2 separate regions of the Homo sapiens genome follow, and region 1 is linked to region 2. The links are chromatin contacts, found by Hi-C in ENCODE. All regions are on one chromosome and are shown on one strand. The core of a region is the stretch at or near the end of the contact, and the rest is flanking DNA. Distances in the headings are between cores, read along the strand shown. Region 1 holds the start of LINC00954 (long intergenic non-protein coding RNA 954). Region 2 has its middle 120 kb from the start of LINC00954.

The links. A loop is a pair of places that touch in the nucleus more often than their neighbours do. Pooled maps may share reads with other maps.
Region 1: a map of K562 shows a loop between it and region 2 (2.5-fold over the local background). The contact joins the promoter of LINC00954 here to the enhancer-like site in region 2. A Hi-C loop is called at or near these places in 11 of 168 maps with a recorded cell type or tissue (HUES64, HepG2, IMR-90 and 7 more), 4 of 37 single-sample maps with no recorded cell type and 10 of 50 pooled maps.

Annotation. Positions count from the first base shown.
Region 1 is chr2:19,867,252-19,871,065 of GRCh38, forward strand. It overlaps LINC00954 (long intergenic non-protein coding RNA 954), which reads left to right and starts at 1,603. Exons shown (of 10, transcript NR_033875.1): 1 at 1,603-1,701; 2 at 2,245-2,362; 3 at 3,151-3,295. RefSeq lists an enhancer at 1,315-1,364.
Region 2 is chr2:19,745,327-19,749,000 of GRCh38, forward strand. No RefSeq gene overlaps it. Among named protein-coding and RNA genes, the nearest start is that of LINC00954, 120 kb to the right of the region's middle. Within about 2 kb of position 1,770, at least 2 of the 41 ENCODE cell types and tissues checked have a DNase peak (open chromatin) inside an H3K27ac peak, as active enhancers do; they include tibial artery, where a contact is called at or near this core.

The DNA of each region.
Region 1 (3,814 bases), core at 353-2,852, 120 kb after region 2:
GCATCACAAACTTGGTGACTTCAAACGACAGAAATTTATTCTCTCCCAGTTCCGGAGGCCAGAAATCTGACACCAACTTGTGGAAAGGGCCTCCAAAGCCTCGAGGAATCTTTCCTGGCCTCTTCCAGCTTCTGGTGAATGCAGGTGTTCCTTGGCTTGCGGCAGCAGAACTCCAGTCTCTGCTTCTGTCTTCACATCACTGCTGTCCACTCTTCTATCCCAAGTCTCCTTCTGCCTTTCTCTTAAAAGAACACTTACATTGGATTTAGGATCCACCCAGATGATCCAGGATGAACTCTTCTTCTCAGACTCCCAATTACTTCTGCAAAGGCTATGTTTCCAAATAAGGTCACATTCACAGGTTCTAAAGGTTAGGTAATGAACATATCTTTGTGGCAGAATTGGGGTGGAGGGGAGCGGAGGGAGGCTCACGGTTCAACCCATGGTAAGGAGTTTGGACCACGTGAATTCCAGGTCTCACTCAGCTCTGAAAACATACAAAAATGGCAAAGGGCAACTATCTCTACCACATAAAGAATACATCCAAGTGCCTCAGGTCAACATCAACATCCCAAGAAGTAAATGGACAGTTCACACATACAATTAGAAGATGCTCTAATTAGCAAGCAGACACACGTGGGAGTTTTGCCTTTCTAACGTCAGAGAGATGCAAACTAAAAAATTTGTTTAATCTCAGAAAACTAAAACCAAATGCTGGCAAGGATGTGATGGAACTGAGACTTAAACATGGATCTGCCATTTATTCCCTGGGACTGGCTCAGGGTAGGCACTTATTGATTTGACTTGCCGATGGATGGTTAATTGGCAAAACTCTTTGGGGGGAAACTGTGGCAACATATTCCAAGAACCTTGAAAATAAAGATGGCTATTGGCTGAAAATTCCTCATCTGTACTGAGAATTTATCCTAAGGAAATCATCCTTGTGAACAAATATTTGTCTCAGCATTATTTATAACATCTAAATAGTGCAAACAACCTAAGCCTTCAAGAGAATGGGAACAATTCTGCACAGAAGTTCCGCAGCCGTGAAAGTGATGTTAAAACCGGGAGAACAGATAAGGCTAGTTGAATAAATCGGGACCACTGAGGAGGAGGCAGGGGAGGTTTAGGGGTGCCAGCAATACTTCGCTGTGGGTGATCAAGAACATGATGTGATTGCTGTAGAATCACTTCCTTAAACTGTGCATTTGTATTATGTATTTTTTATGCTTAAAACACATTTTAAGAAAAACCGAAGATTTTATTTTTTCTTTTTAACAGCTGAATCCAAGAATCCTAGGACACTCTTAATTTGTCCCAGAAGTGTGAAGTCCACCTAGGGCATAGCCGTGAAGGGCTCCCAGAACTGTACGGGGAATTTTGAGGCTGGGGTACCGCAGTGAAGTGCAGCTCACCCGGGCGGAGCGCACCTGACCTGGCTTCCACACCTGGTGGAGCGCCTGGGAGGCCTCGCGGATAAAGCCCCGGGCAGCGCGTGACCCGCCCCAGCCCAGTAGTGGAGTCCCCGCCGCGGGCCCCTTGCTTGCAGGGTAGGTGTGGCCCGGTCGTCCCACTCTCCGCCCCCTCCTGCTCCTCCTCGCCGTGCCCAACCCGCCCGCTTCTCCTGCCTAGGCTCTTCTTTCTGCTCCTGTCGCCATGGCCCCGGCCTCGGCGCTCAAGCGACCCTCTCGCTCCGCCCAGGTCAGTGAAGGATGGGATGCAAGTGCCCGCCAAGCCCCCCGTTTCCCACGTGGAGTTCCCACAGGGCAGCAGGGAGGGGCCGCGCCTTCTCTAACTGACCCGAACCGACCCGGGCTTCACAGGCTTCGTGGAGAGCAGCTGCCCCGCCGGCATCTTCCGGATGAGGCTCTCTAGACAACAAAGCCTTCTACGCGGAAGTTACTGGTGACAGGGGAAGGACTCATGGGTTTTTGCAGCCCGGTGTCCCCAAAACAACCTCCTGACCCCCAGCCCACCCAGGTTCCCTGCTAGCCCGCCCAACCCAGAAAGACTGGCCTGCCTGGGGTCCAGCAAGGATACAGAATCGCGCAGCTGCCCCCCACAGCCTGCCGCCCAGCATCGGTTCTCCCACCCATCTGCCTGTCCCCACCCGCTATGAGACGCCCTGGGTCTGCTTCCCTGGGACCAGCCCTCAGCGTTGCCTTAAGTGATTCTGGTGCCAGGGACTCTGAGGACCCCCAGGCTCCTCCAGGCTGGCAGGTGACCATACTCCTTCCACTGCAGACCCCTGGATGCCCAGCTGCCGCACCTCCCGTGGCCCCACGCTGTGGCTACGTGTTGTCTGAAGACGCCTGGGGAAACCTTCAGGGCCTCTGTACTGGCCTGTCATGTGGTCAACCAGGTGAGCAAGCTTCTGAGATGCCCTTGTTCAATTGCCCAGGAAACAGGTGTCCAAGATTCATATGGAAGAAATCTGGCCCTGCCCTCAGCACTGAGGACATTTGGGGAATCCAGCATCCCCTCCTGGATGCAGATCGCTTCCGCCTGGCACAGGCTGTCTTCACAGCTGCAGAGTCCTCTTGTGTCTAAGAACAGAGACCACAGTTCCATCTTTGCCTTGCCAGGATTGACCTCTAATGAATAGATCACCTTTGTAAGGTGGACCAAAAAAAAAAAAAAAAAGAGCATTTCCAGGTGGCTGTAACTGACAGCTGGGAACTGCCAGAGTGTGGCAGGAGGCCCAAAGCTGTAGGAGTTTAGAGGAAGCCGCATGCAGGCACCTTGCGCTCAGATGAGGCATGGGGTAGAACTGCAGATGAGAGCAATCAGAAGGAGACTCGTGGGATAGCAGGGTTTAACCTGGCTACGATGTCAGCAAGGTGGACGGGGAGACTGGGGCCCCAGCTATGCCTGGATTTAGGGGTTCAAAGGTATAGGGAGCTAGCAGGAGCACTTCAACAGAACAGAGGTGAGATTAGTGTCAGATCACTAAATCCTAAGTCTCTTCTGTGCATCTCTACCTGCTCTATTTCATCATGCTCCCTTCCCTGCACACCTCCAGCCGTCTGTCTACTAACAAGAGACCCGTACCTCAGTCCCACTGAGCCAGGTGGGACTGGGCCAAACCTCCCTATTTGATTCTTGCCTCATCTTCCCTGGGACTTCGGTGCTTTCTTGCCCTTCTTCCAGGATAATAGATGGTTTTCCCTCAGTGTGAACATCGAGGTGTCTGGGTTCATGGAAGCTGGTGAAGAAACCACCTACAACTATACCATGTCCTGTCCCTATTTCACATGGGCCTCGAGGAAGATTCTCTGAAGGGAACTACATGGAGGTGAGCACAGGTAACCCCAGCCAGAATGCTGGGTCTCCTGGGGCCGAAACTACCTCCTTCGTTCTATGAAGTGAGGCCACACTTGATATTTTCATGGAACCAAGTCCCTTAGTACTTAAGCCTTATCAGCCATGAAATAGACCCTTTTCGGGAAACAAGATTTGATTAAGTTGAAAGGAAATCAGAATGTCAGCGATCTCTGCACTCCTATGGTCATTGCAGCACTATTCACAATGATATAGAATCCACCTAAGTCCCTCTCAGTCCCTCAGTTGGATGAATGGATAAAATGTGAAATAGATTAGATACACACACACACACACACACACACACACAGGAATACCATTCAGCCACTTTTAAAAAATGAAATCCTGTCCCTTGCAGCAACGTGGATGAACCTGGAGGTCATTATGTTAAGTGAAACAAGCCGGGCACGGAAAGACAAATACCACGTGACCCCACTCATTTGTGGAATCTGAAAAAGCTGATCTCAGAAGTAGAGACTATAGAATAGTGGTT
Region 2 (3,674 bases), core at 520-3,019:
CTCAGTTACCAATTGGCTGGGGTGCCAGGGTGGGCAAAGAAGCCGGGGAAGACAAAAACAAAGACCTGTTTTCTGGCATGGTTAGCTGGGAGTGAGGGGCAGTCACTCACAGTGGGAGAAAAGAAAAGGGAAGAAAGAGTGAGTCTAGGAGAGAAGGGTGTTCAGTGTGGGTGTGCTCAGCATGGGGTGCCTGCAGAACACCCACAGGCTGATGTTGTGTGGGTGCAGCTCAGCCTGTAAGCTCTGGGATGGCCAGTGGCTGGGGGCTGTGAGGCTGAGCTGAGGGACTCTCAGGAGTGGTGTGAATGCAGGGGCTAGCACCACCATTAGTGTGCTGTTTAGTATACCCTGCCGCTTGTGCTCCGTGGCGACCAGGGGTGGCTGCGCTGCCAGATGGAGACACAGGTGTGGTGTTTGGGAAGTGGGGCTGGGTTCTTGGGGCTGCGGGTTCCAAACTGCGAAACTGCAAACTACAGACTTTATGCTGCGTGTGAAAGACTAAGGGGCAGGGAGAAAGGGGCTGCAGAATGGCAAAATTGTCTCGTGAGGCCAAGGGATTGTGGCTTTGGCCTGTTATTCTGAGAGTTCAGACTGTAACCCAAGGCCGGAAGACGGCTGAAAGTCACGCCAGAGCCTCCTGTCTTCCCAGGGTGGAAACTGTGTTTCGAGTTGCCTGGCTAAATCCCCAAGAGGTGCTCTCTCGGGAAGCAGCTGGGAGAGGAGGACAGAGGGATGTGCAGACAGCAAGCAGGCAGCGCTGGGCACCGCTCAGGGTATAGAAGCCACCAAGCCCTAGACCCCGGCAACCTTGCAGGTGGCTCAGGAAGAAGGCTGGGCTTTGTCCCCACCTCGCAGCTCCCAGCACACTGGAGGGTGGCGGCACACAAGCGTGTTGTTCTCCAAAGCCACTGGGGCACTTCCTGTCAGTTCACATAATTGAGTATTACAGTATTTAAATTGCAAATTGACGATTATTTTTACAGGTGTCATTTTAAATATAACACGAAATTTCTTGACATGACATCAGCCCTACCACACAAACAGCTGCACCAGGCCGCCTGCATGTGTGGGGCACATGGCTGGGCCAGTCATGTTACGACGTACACCACAGAAGTGCAGTGGGAGAGCATGTGTGTGTGTGTGTGTGTGTGTGTGTGTGTGTGTTACTGACATGGTGTGACAGTCAGTGTATAGATGTGTGTGGTTGGGAATGTGTATGTGTGGACCCATGTTTGTGTGTGATGGTGAACATGTATGTCTGTACAGATCCATGTGAATGAAGGTGGGAGGCATGGGGTATGTGGAGACATTGGGCCTAGTGTGCCGGAAACTGTGTGTCAGAGCACCCCGCTGGAGGCCCCAGCCCCACAGGAGATCATCGCTAGACAGGCGGAACCTGGCCTGTCTCTGTCTCTAGAGCTGACCATGAGGTTGCTGCAGGAAGTAGACAAGCTCTATTCTTAAGGTAGAGGGGCTGCCAGGGTGGCCCAAGGTGGTGCTGCAGTGCCCTCCAGTGGACAGTGCCCCCGCCCCAACCCCCAGCCAGACCCACAAGTGGATTGAGAGCATGCAGCGTGTGCCTGACCCCGGGCCCACGTCCTCATCACTCACCCACCTGAGTGGTACCGAAGAGCCTGCCCTGAGGCTCCCCCAGCTCACAAAGGCAAAGACTTAGGGGAGCTTGGGTCAGGGCTGAAATTCACCACCCAGGGCCCTCCAGCCTTTACCCCAGCTGGGCCAGGCATGCCATGGCAATGCCCCCACCTCCAAGGTTGGCCACGGGTGAGCCTCTTCCAGGAAGTTTCCCGAGTCCCCAGGCGAGAGGAACTCCCTTCCCTCGCAGCCCTTCCTCAGGGTACAACTGGGTCTCCAAGGGGCTACAGTGCCCCTTGAGTCCCTCTAGAAGCCTCAGAAAACAAGGCCTGGGCCTGGCATGGCACCTGCTACCTGCACTGAGCAGAACACAGAGCAAGACAAAGAGAAGACGCTCTACAAAACAGCAAGTGTTCATTTACTGTTTCATGTAACTAACTGTGAGGTTTTTAGAGACAGAGACAGAGACAGAGAAGGGAGAAGGGGCAAACGACGCAGGCTCTGACCTTCACCTAGCCCTGTACTTAAGCAGTACTTAAGCAGGGAGTGTGAGCACTGTACTTAAGCAGGGAGTGGGTGACTCAAATGTAGCAACTGTGCTAGGCAGCTATTTTTAGAGTGGAAAAAGGGATATCTCAGGGAGAGACTTAAACCTAACAAAAGAAGAATTTTTCTGGGCTTCCACTCTAGCAAAATGTTATTCGTGGCACCAACAAGCACCCACCAGGCTGTCTGGCCACAGATGAAGAAGCAGCACAAAGCTGCATGGGCACTGGCCTGGCCTCAGCCTGGGCTCCCGAGGCCAGCAGTCACTGCCACTGGCCAACGCCCTGAGGGATGGGGCATTGCAGAGGAAAGCAGGGGCATCCAACCACTGGGAGCCAGAGGGTTCTAGGAAGGCCAACCATGGCCCACCTTTGCCTTCAGAATCGCAGCCTACATTTGTATCAGCAATGAGCTCCGGGCTCTCTGGTATCACCCCCAGGGGTTTAACAGGCCAGGTCAGGCCTGCAAAGATCTACGACTGCCTGGAGCTGACCACCTTAACAACCTGCTCTCCAAAGGCCAGCCCACCCAGAGGCCCAGGCTTCTCACTGCCCTGCCCCCCTTCTTCCAGGCTTCACGGCATTGCCCTGCTGTGACACCAACATCTCCAGCTCACTTTAGAGAAGAGAGGGAATCGAAAACATATGAGCCATGTGGAAGGGGCAAGGAGCCCACTGTTTTTGCAATGTGCCAAATCCACACGACAGAGGGCGCAAGCCAGAGGGCTCCAAAGAGGACTTCCTGTAGGCTGCGACCAAAATGGGTGTGGCTGCTCAGCCCTGAGCCAGGTGACCTGCCTCTCCCAGGCAGGCCTGAGAGGTCTCTTTCCAGGTGCCGGGCCTGTCCACCTCGGTCCCCAGCAGCTCAGGGCTAGGTACTCCCATAGCACACTTCTCCCTCCTGTCTTCTTGCCCTCTCCCATGTCAGAGCCAGGGAAGAGAGGTCCAGGTGAGAGAGAGGGAGACACAGAGCTTCTCACCATCAAGAATGAGCATGAAGAAAGACTTGCCCAAAACGTGGAACAACTTGGTGGCCACTGCCTGCCCTGACTCCCGGTCTACCACTGTTTTCCAGGCAGCCTCTGCCCAGTCTATGACCTTTTCCTCTGCCATTTTTGGCTGACATCTTTTCTGCTTCTCTACATTGCTGTCCTTTGTCTCCATCATTTACCAAGCCTAGGAAGTGCAAGAGAATCTTTCATGCTGCAAACACATTGCAGATGTTACAAATCGAGGTCCCAGCCTTAACTGTAGGCCCTAAACAAAGCTCTGATTCTTCTCCAGCATCTTCTCAACATGCATCTCACTTCTCTGAGGAGCTTGCAAACAGCTACAAATGTGGCTGGCAACCTTATGCCAGTGGTGGCGGCTTTAGGAAAGGAGGTAGCGTCACAGCGGACAGCAGGGTACATTCACAATCCAAGAAGACGGAAATCAAAATCAGTATCATTATCGTCATTGGCGGCGGCAGCATCTCTAATGGATATGAAATGCTGGCAATGTCAAGCCCCGTACTAAGTACTTTACACAGATTAC